Regions from separate parts of the Homo sapiens genome. Here all the other regions are linked to region 3. A link is a contact called in ENCODE Hi-C or POLR2A ChIA-PET data. All regions are on one chromosome and are shown on one strand. Each heading gives the region's core, a stretch centred on a gene start or an enhancer-like site at or near the end of the contact. The rest is flanking DNA. Distances are from core to core; before and after follow the strand shown.

What was found. Hi-C counts contacts between places; a loop is a spot of excess contacts on that map. ChIA-PET counts read pairs that join two places held with the same protein, here RNA polymerase II (POLR2A). Pooled maps may share reads with other maps.
Region 1: a pooled map shows a loop between it and region 3 (6-fold over the local background). The contact joins the enhancer-like site here to the promoter of SPPL2A in region 3. A Hi-C loop is called at or near these places in 6 of 50 pooled maps. POLR2A ChIA-PET finds 5 or more read pairs at or near these places in 3 of 52 experiments (HEK293, activated CD4-positive, alpha-beta T cell and activated T-cell).
Region 2: a loop to region 3 is called in a map with no recorded cell type, with 4 times the contacts of the local background. The contact joins the promoter of CYP19A1 here to the promoter of SPPL2A in region 3. A Hi-C loop is called at or near these places in 3 of 37 single-sample maps with no recorded cell type and 4 of 50 pooled maps. POLR2A ChIA-PET finds 5 or more read pairs at or near these places in 1 of 52 experiments (K562).

The regions. Positions count from the first base shown.
Region 1 is chr15:50,246,576-50,250,589 of GRCh38, reverse strand. HDC (histidine decarboxylase) reads left to right here. Exons shown (of 12, transcript NM_002112.4): 10 at 2,247-2,345. Among named protein-coding and RNA genes, the nearest start is that of HDC, 17 kb to the left of the region's middle. Within about 2 kb of position 2,634, at least 9 of the 41 ENCODE cell types and tissues checked have a DNase peak (open chromatin) inside an H3K27ac peak, as active enhancers do.
Region 2 is chr15:51,335,593-51,339,920 of GRCh38, reverse strand. It overlaps CYP19A1 (cytochrome P450 family 19 subfamily A member 1), which reads left to right and starts at 1,325. Exons shown (of 10, transcript NM_000103.4): 1 at 1,325-1,426. RefSeq lists cis regulatory regions at 1,019-1,048, 1,113-1,130, an enhancer at 1,082-1,161 and promoters at 1,082-1,400, 823-1,400.
Region 3 is chr15:50,762,959-50,767,030 of GRCh38, reverse strand. It overlaps SPPL2A (signal peptide peptidase like 2A), which reads left to right and starts at 1,325. Exons shown (of 15, transcript NM_032802.4): 1 at 1,325-1,563. The coding sequence starts at 1,498. RefSeq lists a silencer at 1,291-1,750.

The DNA of each region.
Region 1 (4,014 bases), core at 1,385-3,884, 520 kb after region 3:
TCATGTTACCGTTTAAATTCATTTACCACAGTGCCTCAGGATCTTCCCGGGGTTCATTCCTAGGAGTTTGGAGATTTTACAGTGCTCTCTGTCTTCCAGATAACTCATAAAAATGTTAGAGTAAACTCTTCCCAGCCCTGCTCTGGGGAACCTTATTATTTTTACCTCTCCACCCAGAAGGCACTGCCTTACACTTACCCTTCCCCCACCTTTAATCCTATGGATTTGATTTTCAAGTCCATGAAGAAACTCCTAGAAAAGTGAAGTTGCTATCTTTTTCATGATCCTGAGGGTCCTCAGAGCTACTCTCACCTGGGCCCAATGTCTTTCCCACCCAGGTGGCTGCAGCTTTGAACAGAAGCTCAGTCCTGCTCTGAGATGAGCCAGAAACAGGGCAGCATCCCAGGAGAGAAGACTTAGGTGCTTAACCCCTGGGGTCCTGGAATCACCTAAAATCAGGGCTAGATTCTCTGACAGCGGAGAAGCTCCCTGTTTTCTGCCTCTCACTGGACAGAGAGCACCAGTGGAGGGAGCGTTACCTTAGCCTTGGCAAGGGAGCCCTGCAAGGACCTTACAAGGACACAGAGGAGGCTGGAGATGCCTCAAGGTAAAGAAGAGCCCTGTCAGGCTTTATACGTCCAGATTTTTTGATCCAACAGAAAATGTTGGCTAGAACCACTCTGCTGAGTCAGCATGGATCAGTTTTGGAATAGTGACAAGAAAAGGAGCAACTGGGAATAAGGAAGATTGTGAAGAAATCAAAATAAAATCACCTCTGCCTATCCTGGTTTATTTGCTGGTAAAATAAAGTAGCTCTCTCTATATATGAAATAAATTGGCTATAACTATCTGGAAACCAGAACCTTTTGACAGATGATCCCTATCATCCGTTCATTATTCTCTTGGAGTGTCCATTGGACAAGAGGTGGAGTTGACACTTTCCTTGTTACAGCAATTTTGTTCCATTTTCAGGTTTTGATGCCTTCTGCTGGCACAAAAGCCCCCAAGCTGCTCCCCAGCACAACAGAGTTTTGCTTGGAAATCAAAGGCTTAGTAGTTTTCTGCTGGGGAAACATTGTCCATCAACAAAGGGGTAACATCCCAACTGTGCCTGGCTCAGGAAACTGGGGTGAAGGGTGAAGGTGAGGACATTTGTGAGGATTTGATAATCTTGTGTATGGGCAGATAAATACGCAGTGGGACAAACATTTATTTTTAGTCAACAGAAATTGTGGTAGAAACTTTCTGACGTTTGAGGGAGATGTCATTAGGAAACCACGTGACTCATTAGAATAACTGTAAATGTTTTCCAAATCCTCTGCTCTATTTTCAGATCTGAGAAATCAGTCTGAAATTGATTTGGAAATTTTCAGATGTATGGTGACTGCAACCTTGAACTTTAAGCTCTGTTGAATTTGGCCACCAGGAGCAAAGAGTCAATTTTCATCTAACAGCGGCAGAAATTTGGGTGCTCATTTGAAATCTGACAGCTGGAGTGATGGCTCTCAGATCACAGGAATCTCACAGGAAAATGAACAAGGCAGTGTAAGGTTAAATAGGGGTCATCTTGGCTCTAGACAGAAATGCTACTGTGATTTGTAGCTCACATTTTAAAATAATCTAAATAGCCAACACCTACTGACAACTTCTTCTGAGGCTCTTGGCGTTCTTTGTCCTCACACCACTTGCCCGGGAGGTGCAATTGGTTCTTTATGTCCCGGACTGATGAGCCAGTGAGGTGGCACTACCCAAGGTCACACAGCTAGTAAGTGGCACAGCTGGAGGCGAAACCTAGGTCTGCAGGGCTCTAGTGTCTGTGCTCTAACTACCATACTTTACATTTTGGGAGGAATAAAAATAGAACTTTATTTTCTGCTATTCAAGGAATAAAGATTCATTTAGAGTAAAAATGTATTTCCCTTATGTTGAGTTTCTGGGCCGGGATGAAATGTTTAAAGCAGCACTTGAAAGCAAAGTGCCCTTCTCATTGGTTCAGGGTAATGGACTTGACTTCCACTTGTCTGGCTCTCAGACAAGTGACTATTGGCCACCTTCATCAGTGATTTGGTCACACGATGGGGCAACCCTTGGGGAGCTTGGCTTACTCCTTAGCAACAGCTCCCAGAGTCATGGTGACATCGTCCATCCCTGGAGGGCTGGGCAGGCAACAGATAATGCCCAGAAATGCCCGAGGGAGTGGGGCACCCTTGTCTCTAACCTTGGGCACTGTGTTCCTTTGTTTCTAGCACTGGCAGATCCCCCTGAGCCGACGGTTTCGCTCTGTTAAACTCTGGTTCGTGATTCGGTCCTTCGGGGTGAAGAATCTTCAAGCACATGTCAGACATGTATGTAGCATGCTGCTGTGGGGGCTGAGCCTGTGTTCCTCTGTTTTCTCATGGCGAGGAAGGCTGGTTTCTACTTTGCAGATCTGCCTAGGAGACTTGCGGTGTGTGGTTCAGGTGTCTGGGCCTGTTCCTCAGCTCCTGGGACTTGATTCTCTTTGTTAACCAGAGGAGCGCTGAGCACAACATGCCCTGAGGGCTGCCTGATGCCTGTCCTCTGCTGAGTGTCTCACCGTTCCCCTTGCTGTCACTGAGCACTGGGGAGGGTTGGCCCCAGAGTCTGGTTTGCAGGAAAGAGAAAGAGAAAGTAAATCAAGGGGAAGTGTGTGTGGCCAGGGTAGGATCCTATCTGCTTTGGAATTACCTCAATGGTCACAGCTGGCTGAATATTTTAGCACTATTATGATTATGCCTGAAATAAAGCTCCCCTGGCTTGGACAGGTAGACCTACCAAGTCTGGAACAAACCTCCCTGCATCAACAGGCATTTATTGAAGGCCTATTTTGCTTAATTTATTTCTATTCAATTCAACAATTACAAGGTATTGTGCTAAGAAAGGGACACAGAGGTAAATGAGACAGGTGCAGCCTCTCTCCCATGTTCTTCATGGAAGAAGCGGGACTTAACTAAGAACTCTGGCCACTGGCATTGTTCTCCCACTTCTACAAGAGTCCACATGCAAGACAAAGCCATTGATAAAAGTAGTGGGGGAAGCTGAAGACACTGTCCTTTCTGCCTATGTGTGTCTTTGTCCTTCCACCTTTCCTCTAGGGAATTCCTTCTTGGTTAAACAAACACAAACCAAAATGAAGTGGTGGAAGCGGTAACTATGATTTTTTTTAACATTTAAAAAAAATAATTATTATGCTTACATAATAATTACGTATATATTTATGGGGTATGTGTGAGGTTTTGATACAGGCATACAATGTGCAATGATCAAATTAGGGTAACTGGGTATCCACCACTCAACCATTTATCATTTCTTTGTGTTAGAAACATTCTAGTTCCATTCTTTAAGTTAGTTTGAAATGTACAGCAAATTATAGTTAACTATAGTTGCCTTATTGTGCCGCCTAACATTAGATCTATTTAATTGTATTTTTGCGCCCGTTAACTATCACCTCTTTATCCCCCATTCCCTGCTACCCTTCCCAGCCTCTGCCAACCATCATTCTACTGTGCGTCTCCACGAGCTCAGTTTGCTTACTTTTTAACTCCCACGTTTGAGTGAGAACATGTGAAATTTGTCCTTCTGTGCCTGGCTTATTTTGCTTAACATAATGTTCTCCAGTTTCCTATGACTGGTTTTAATGTTGGTAATTTTACCTTTGTAATCACCACTGGTTGTTTACCAATGAGCAGCTGCCACCAACAATATTGAGGAACTTTAGGCACTTTGTGCTGTTTCTAGAAATGCAGACTCAAGACTGGAGGGTTGTGGGCGGGGAATGGTTGGTGGAGGTTACAAGTAATTAGGAACATTTTTTTGCTTACAGTTTGGGACTGGATATTCAATGTGCAGATCCTGACTAACCTCCCTTAGCACTTCTGTTTGCAAATCAAACCCCTGAATTCCTCCTATTAGCAACCCCATTGCCTACCATATGAGGCCCACACTCCTGGGCCTGGCTTTCAAGGACTTGACGATTAGCTCCTACCTTAGCTTGGG
Region 2 (4,328 bases), core at 76-2,575, 570 kb before region 3:
ATGAGCCAATTAAACTTCTTTTCTTGTAAGTTACCCAGTCTCGGGCTTTTCTTTATAGCAAGGCAAGAATGGACTAATACACATACCAATTCTTGCAGGTAGGATTTTTTGGCACAGGAGAGAAAGCTGAGTAGTATCAGACTTCTTGCCCCCTACTCTCCAGGGTGAGCCAGGGTAGAGCCTCTGAGAATGCACAAGGAAACTGAAGTGACATCTCAATCAGAAATTCTGAGTCAAAGTTTAGATTCCTGAGTTTTAATAGGAACATTGACCAACTTCAGTATTCTTAGAAGAGCATACAGGATAAGAAGAAATTAGGAAAGCATGAAGGTCCAAGTGTTTCATAAAGTACCCCCACTGTGGGGATATGATGACTGGGAGGGGATGGCAGTGATGTAAAAAGCTTTGTCCATTTCCTCCCAACTCAAACGTTCTGTGACCTACTTGAAGAACTGTCATGTATCCTTATCTCTTTTCATCCAGGTATCAGGTTTAGGGCCAATGGGGAGGAGCCACTGAGAGGGAGGGTTGACACTCAGCATCATTCAGATCTTCATTTAATTCAGTAAACACTTAACTGAGCACTTCCTGTGCCTGGTATGATAATGGGCATTGGAGATACGGAAGTAAAAAAGACAGGCAGATTACCCTGTGAGCAGCTGGAACACCGTGGAGCCTTCTGGGCTTCTCTTTATCCTAACATTCATTGCAGTTACTGTTGACTGATCATCTCTCAGCAATACCCACCATTAACCATGGAATAGAAGCCTCCTGAGGCTAGGGGCCATGTCACCCCCAACACATAGCACAGTTCCTGATTTGGAATTCACTATTACCCGTTGAATAAATGAGTGAATGAACGAATGAATAAATGAAAAGCTGTATAGTGAAGGCACTTCTATGTAGAACAATGTGGTGTGTGGTGGGGGGTGTGATCTTATGATTACATGTATATAGATTTTTGTCCATGGTTCTTGTCCATAACTCCCATGACACTTGCTGAGGTCTTTTGCTATAATGTAGAGGTGCTTTAGGCCTCAGGAAACAGAATATTTCTCTGGCCTTCTTTGCCCTCCTTTCATCCACCCAAGGCGGGACTCTATAATCTGATTGTGGGTCATAAGACCCTCATTCCAGAGGAGGTCATGCCCCATACCCTGGAGGAAGGAATGCTGCACAAAGAGAGGAAGAAGAATCTGGACAGACAGACCTTGCTGAGATTAGATCATACCCTTTTTGTCCAATCACATTTTGTTCAATCACATGCTTCAGTCATGGACAACAAATGAAATCTCCATAAAAGGCCCAAAGGACAGGGTTCAGGGAGTTTCTGGAGGGCTGAACACGTGGAGGCAAACAGGAAGGTGAAGAAGAACTTATCCTATCAGGACGGAAGGTCCTGTGCTCGGGATCTTCCAGACGTCGCGTATGTATCTCTTAATCTGACTGAGCCCTCAACCTGTGGGATCAGACACTCTTTCCAGGTAGATAGTGTTGGAACTGAGTTGGAGGACACCCAGCTGGTGCCCGCTGCTTGGTGTGTGGGGGAAAATCCCCTACATTTGGTCGCAGAAGTCTTCTGTGTTGATGACTGTTGTCGTGGTGTGAGAGCAGAGGGAAAACACTGCTTGAGTGTTTTTCTGAAATAGGAGGGCCTAAGAACTATACTGTTCTATGCCACAGAACTGGCCCCCTACTTTCCTTGAAAGGCTGGCTATCCAATGGTGAGGAGAGGAAGTGGTAGCCTGAACCAGCCTCCCCATTTCCCCACCTCCCACCCCAGTTCAGAGCCCAGATCCAGTAGACAGAGCAGAGATGAGGCCTGCTTGGAGCCAGGCAGGCTCTATTAGACAACTTCAGGCCAAGAAGCTGCCCCTCTTGGGATGCAGGACTCAAAAGGCTTGTAGCATGGCCACCCCGTGGGCTGGGTTGGTGGAAAGCCTGGGATATTGCTCTGGGGCAAGAGGGGCAGAAGGAAGCGCAAATGAAAAGCCAGACTCCTTTCCTACCAGACTCCACTGTCAGATCCCTCTCCAACTCTTCCTGTGTGGGATGATGGCATTTTTCACAGAAGAAGGGGGACATGTTGATATGGCCTACAAGGTAGACATCTTCACTCATCTCTCACCCTAAAGTGGCTGTGCCCAAGCAGCTGCCATGCTCTGCCCTCTTTCCTCTTCTCCTCTATCTTCTCTCTCCAACCCTCTTTCCACCGCAGTGCCACACAGTGACCTATCTCCATCACTGGCCTATTTCAGTGTTGCCCACTTTAAGGCCTAACTCCGAGTACCCTTCCTCATCTAGCCTTGACTTCCTAGGCCAGTCCCAAGCACTGTGAGCTCTACAAGCTGCAGGGGCTCTGTGGTTATGCACCTGGGCTTTGGAATCAGACCTGACCTTGAAACTGTTTTTTAACTGCATGACTTTAGATATGCTACTCAAGTTCTTTAAAGAGACTGTAATTGTATCTATTTCATAGGGTTGTGAAGCTTTAATAAGAAAATACTTGTAAAGCACTTGTATAATAAATGTTCAACACGGGTTGGTATTGTTGGATATGGGCCATATGAACTGGCTGAGACTTACACTGTGTGTGCCTTGTGCTGTTAGTTGACACTTTAGTTCTTCTGTGCCTTGTGCTGTTAATCGACATCTTAGTTCTTCCACATCCTATTTCTTCAGTTGGGTTACAATATTCTTAAGGCAGGGACCTATCTTAACTGTCCTCTCACAGCAGGGACTTGTGCCAAGTAGGAATATTTGATTAATGGATTCATTAGCTAATCACACTTTGTAGATGCTTTTTGAGGAACAGAACTTTTGAATGCACGATAAACTTGGGTTCTCGTCTGAATACCATGGCTTTGAGGTTGGTTATATGGAGCCTTTCAGTGTGAATCCCTAAGCCTCTTGAGATTTCTTGAGAGGCAGATATGCCTGCATAGCCTGCCCTGCCTGATACTTCACAGAATGGGCTGCTACTTTTTACTTATTATTAAAAAAAAAAAAAAGCTATCAATCTGGCCTGTTTTGTTGACACAGGAGGCTCAGGATATAATGCGGACACAGGGAGATATCTCAATTCCCTTTTTTTGGAGACCAAAGCAGCCAAGAACATTGTGTGCTATCTTTACAATGAGAAGTAGTTTTTCCATTAAAAGGCAGATGCTTCATTTCCAAAAGTTAAATAGAATGGTCCTTAAAAATGATTCCAGCTGGTTAACTTTAGGGCTCTGGAGAATAAAATCAAATTCAAGAATATACCCCAACTTTAGTTCCACAGCATTTCTTCCTGATTGTGAAGTAAATAATTTTCCTGGCCTGGCACTTGGGTATTCTTGTCTTCAGTGATGAGATTGACAGCTACACTGTGACTTTTGATGGTTTTACTGCCCCACCACCCTTCCACCACACTGGTGATTAGGGAGAGAGCCACCCTAAAAGTTGTCACCACATGCATCTTCCACTCAGCCTCTTATGGTTTTAACTCCCCATTCCTACTGTTAAACCCCAAGAAACTTCACACCATCCAACCAAAGTCAGCAATTCTCCCTTTTTTCTTTCTTTTATTCTTTCATGTATTCATTTACTCAGCAAATGGTAATTGGGTGCCTACTATCTGCCAGGAACTGTGCCAGGAGCCAGGAATAGCATGGAGAGCAAAGCCAGGCATCATTCCTGAAGCCTGGAGTGGGGAGACAGATTTACCAAACAATATTAGACATGAGGGTGCAATTCTAAATGCGGCCACGAGACAAATGCTCTGGAAGAAAGGAATGCAGTTCCTTGAGATCATATCACTGAAGAGCCTGTCCTAGAGTTGGATGTGTGGTTCAGGGAAGGCTTCCCTGAGAAAAGGATGCTTGTGTTGGCACCTGAAGCTGAGTTGTAAACTAGGCGAAGATAGGGGTGAGGAGAATTGCAGAGAGGAGGAACAACACGTTCAAGGCCCTATGGCAGGAGATGGCATGGCTTATTTGAGGAACCGTAAGAAGCCAATGCGGTGCCACATGGAGCGTCAGGAGCAAGGAGGAGGGAGTGAAATGAGGCTGTAACCAAGGCAGGGACCAGACTCTGTGGGTGGGACCTTCCTTGTAGGGCTGAGGCCTTTACTGTAAAAGCAATGGGAAACAAATGAGGAGTTTTACGTGTGTGTGGGATGGGGAGGAGTCGGTAGATGGATGACAGATTTTCATTTTAAAAGATTACCTTTTACTGCCAAGACTTGCAGTGGCTTCTGTCACTATGGAAACCATGTATGATCTCTGACCTCCACCAGGGCCAACTTCAGCCTTTAAAACCACCTGGAAATAAGGAAGTGCTGAGTT
Region 3 (4,072 bases), core at 76-2,575:
GTGAAACCCCGTCTCTACTAAAAATACAAAATTAGCCGGGTGTGGTGGCACGCGCCTGTAATCCCAGCTACTGGGGAGGCTGAGGCAGGAGAATTGCTTGAACCTGGGAGGCGGAGGTTGCAGTGTGCCGAGATTGCACCATCGCACTCCGGCCTGGGCAAGAAAAGCGAAACTCCGTCTCAAAAAAAAAAAAAAAAAAAAAAGAGAAAGGAAAAGAAAAGAAAGTGACTGGACAGGTACTTTAGATTGGGTATGTCAGGAAGTCCCGTCTGGGGAAGCGACATTGAAGCTGATAAGTGAATGTCAACAAGGCAGGCATTCTGAGCTTTGGAGAGAAGAGCACTCCAGCAGGGAGGACTACCAGAGCAAAGTCCGGGCGGCCCACCAGAGCAAAGGCCGGGAGGGCCAAAGGTCCGTGCGCCTTAAAGTGTGGGAAAGTAGTGAAGATGGGGAGACAGGAAGGCAGGGGCCAGATTTACCTTTGCAGGCTAGAGTAGAGTTTTGATTTTTTTTTTTTTTTTTTTTTGGAGACCGAGTCTCGCTCTGTCGCCCAGGTTGGAGTGCAGTGGCACAATCTCGGCTCACTGCAACCTCCGCCTACCCGGTTCAAGCGATTCTACTGCCTCCGCCTCCCGAGTAGCTGGGACGACAGGTGCGTGCCACCACGCCCAGCTAATTTTTTGTATTTTTAGTACAGACTTGGTTCCACCATGTTGGCCAGGATGGTCTCGATTTCTTGACCTTGTGATCCGCCCACCTCGGCCATCCAAATGCTGGTATTACAGGTGTGAGCCATCACACCCGGCCAAGTTTTTATTTTATTCCAAGTGTGATAGAGAGAGACATGATCTGACTTATATGTTTTGAAAGATGGCTCTGGGACTGTTATGTGGCTACTGGGCTGTCCGGAGGGGAAACTGAGACCCGTTTGGAGGAGAGGGAAGTTGGTGGCCTGGATAGAGTGGTGGCAGCAGTTCTGGAGAAAGTGGATGGATCTGGGTTATGTGGTGAGTCAGAGTGGCCAGGAACAAATGACAGGCAGATGAATTAGGGTGACCCTTAGATTTCTGGCTGCATGCAACACTCGGGTAGTTACTGGGGAACCGAGCAGACGCTCAGACACTTCCGAGCCTTGAGAAATCCGTTCTCCCGCCAGGCTTCGGTGTGAGTTAAAGTCGGGCAGCCGGAAAGCGACAGGCTCAGACCCGCAGCCGGTGGCCTCGTAGCGCCGGGACGCCGGGACGCCTGGATACCGGGAGAGCGCTGGGACTCTCCGAGCCCGGCGCGGGGGTTTCCGCATCTTACGGGCGGGGCCGGAAGAGGAAGTCGCGCTGCTGTGGCGGCCGCTGTAGCAGCGGCGGTCCAGTCGTAGCCCGGCCGCCCGCGCCTGTCCGGTCCGGTCCGGCCACGGAGGCAGCGCAGCGGCGGGACTCCGAGCCTACCCCGCCGAGTGAGCTGCGCCGCACCGTGCCGTCCCACCCGGCACCCACCAGTCCGATGGGGCCGCAGCGGCGGCTGTCCCCTGCCGGGGCCGCCCTACTCTGGGGCTTCCTGCTCCAGCTGGTAAGGGGGCGGGAAGGCGCGCAGGCCTCCCAGGGGCTGGGCGGGGCCGGGGCCAAGGCCGGGGCTCCCTTCCCCTACTCCTCGCCCGGCCTCCCCTCTGCCCGCACCTCCGCGGCCTGCTCTCGCACTCCTCTTTCCTCCCCTCCTCTTTCCATTACTCATCTCTTTCCTTCCACCCTCCTCTTTTCCACCCTCTTTCCCCCAACTTTCCCGCCCCCCACTCGGTTCCCGCCCATTGAAGTCTGGCGAAATACCTACCGCAAAAAGATCAGAGGAGCCCCTTAGGTTGCGTTGACCTTGATGCTTCTCGATAGTTGCTCACTGTCCCAGCATATTTAAAATTGACCTCTGGGTTTTATTGTCTAAGCCTTTCTTACCGCTTTTTACCCTTGGGAAGAAAAAAAAATTATACAAGGCGCCAGTATGTTTAGCGGTTCGAGGACTGCACTTTAATTGCACTAACACGGATGTCTTTTTAAAATTCCCTTCCCCCACTGTAGCTCCTGCTTCGCCTTAGGGCTCATTTGATTCTGTTATGAGGGTTTTTTTTTTTTGGAGGGGGGGTTTTAATAGCAGTAATTTAAAATAACTTTTAAAAGAAGACACCAAAATGTAATGCTTTTAGTGGTTTTCAGTTTTCTGCCTAATTTAAAGGGATGGGTGGGGAGCGTCGGTTAAATGTAAGTAAGAAATATGTGTTCATAGATTTGTTTTCATAGTCACAGAGAAGTAATAGTGTTTTAAAATTCAGCCTCAAGTAATTCGAGCTTCAGTGTGGGAGTGGGGTGTCAGGAACCCGGTGTTTCAGTTTTTGTTTCTAGTGACTTTTACTTAGGGAGTTTCAGGTTGGAAACTTACGCATGTTATTTATTACAGAATTGGTGTCGTGTAAGCTTGTTTCGTTCTATTAGAATGTGTGATTTCTTTGAAAGACTGTTTTGCTGACTCTCCAGTTTAAGGGGTTAGTATTAGTGAATACAAAAGTGTCTTTAATATTTATTGAAAAACCAAAATCTAAGCCAAAAAGTAAGTGCCTTTTGGTGTATTCATAACTTTGACAGGCAACATCAGGAACCTGAGAGAATGTATCTAAAAATTGCTGGGGGAGGGGAGTTCGATATAAAAAGAGCAACAAAGTAGCAGTGTTAGTCGGAGTCTTTAAGGTGTTTACTGTGTAATCAGACAGATAATACTTATGTCCAAAAGATATTCAGATAGTATGTAGATGTATGCAAAACTATAACCTAGATATAAAACTTTTCAAAGTGTTTTTGCATTCATTTTCATTTGAATCTCTTGAGCTGATTTTAAGAATGAATATCACATTCGTACTAATCCCTTCTCAACATAAATTAATAGCTTAGTGATACATCAGTTCCTCATAAACTCACATTGAAATTCTTATTAAAGGCCCTGAGCCCTCTCACCAGAAAACTCTACTTAAGTAGACTTGTCATTTGATTTCATAGCCTTCACAAATCTAAAGATCATCCCTGTTCTAAATTGTATCTAGGCTGTCTCCCACGTTCTGGATTTTAGGCCTTTTTTTGTTGTTGTTTTTGTTTTTTTCGAGACGGAGTCTCACTCTGTCGCCCAGGCTGGAGTGCAGTGGCGCGATCTCGGCTCACTGCAACCTCCGCCTCCCAGGTTCAAGCAATTCTCCTGCCTCAGCCTCCCGAGTAGCTGGGATCACAGGCAAGCACCACCATGCCCAGCTAATTTTTGTATTTTTAGTAGAGATGGGGGTTTCACTATGTTGGTCAGGCTGGTCTCGAACTCCTGACCTCGTGATCCACCCTCCTCGGCCTCCCAAAGTGCTGGGATTACAGGCGTGAGCCACCATGCCCGGCGATTTTAGGCCTTTTATATTGCACCTATGTGCTTTGTTGTACCTCACCATGGTAATCTCGGGTTCTATATTCCTCGGTTCTAGGGTTGTTGTGAAGATTAAGTAACATTTTTCTACACTGCAAATGTTTGGTGTGCATCTTATTATATGGGATGTAATGTCCTGATGACTGAATAAACTGACAATATCTGTTTAAATTGTAAGGATCTTTTTTCGATACCAGCTAGTATCACTGATTTTTCTATTTCTTGTTGATTTCTTTATGGATTTGTTTTCTTCTTGGTTCCTCCTTCCTTTAATTTCCTGAGATGTTCTTTCTCATTCCTTTCGTGTTCTGAGAACTTGGGTAGATCTGGTTTCCTTTTCCTCAGCTGGAGTTCTTTCTCCTTTCTGGATACCTAGTTCCTTTCCTCCAACTCTGTCTGAAGTCTTCTACCATTTTCTCCCTGAAGCCCTTTGTTTATTCCTCTTCCCTAATTTTACAGCTCTAGGTAGCCTTTCTGAGTTCCTTTGATTAGTGATGCCAGCTCAATCATTTCATTTCTCCTCTCTGGGCTCTTGAAACTGGCACTACTTGTCCGGGCGTGGTGGCTCACGCCTGTCATCCCAGCACTTTGAGAGGTCCAGGTGGGTGGATCACAAGGTCAGGAGTTTGAGACC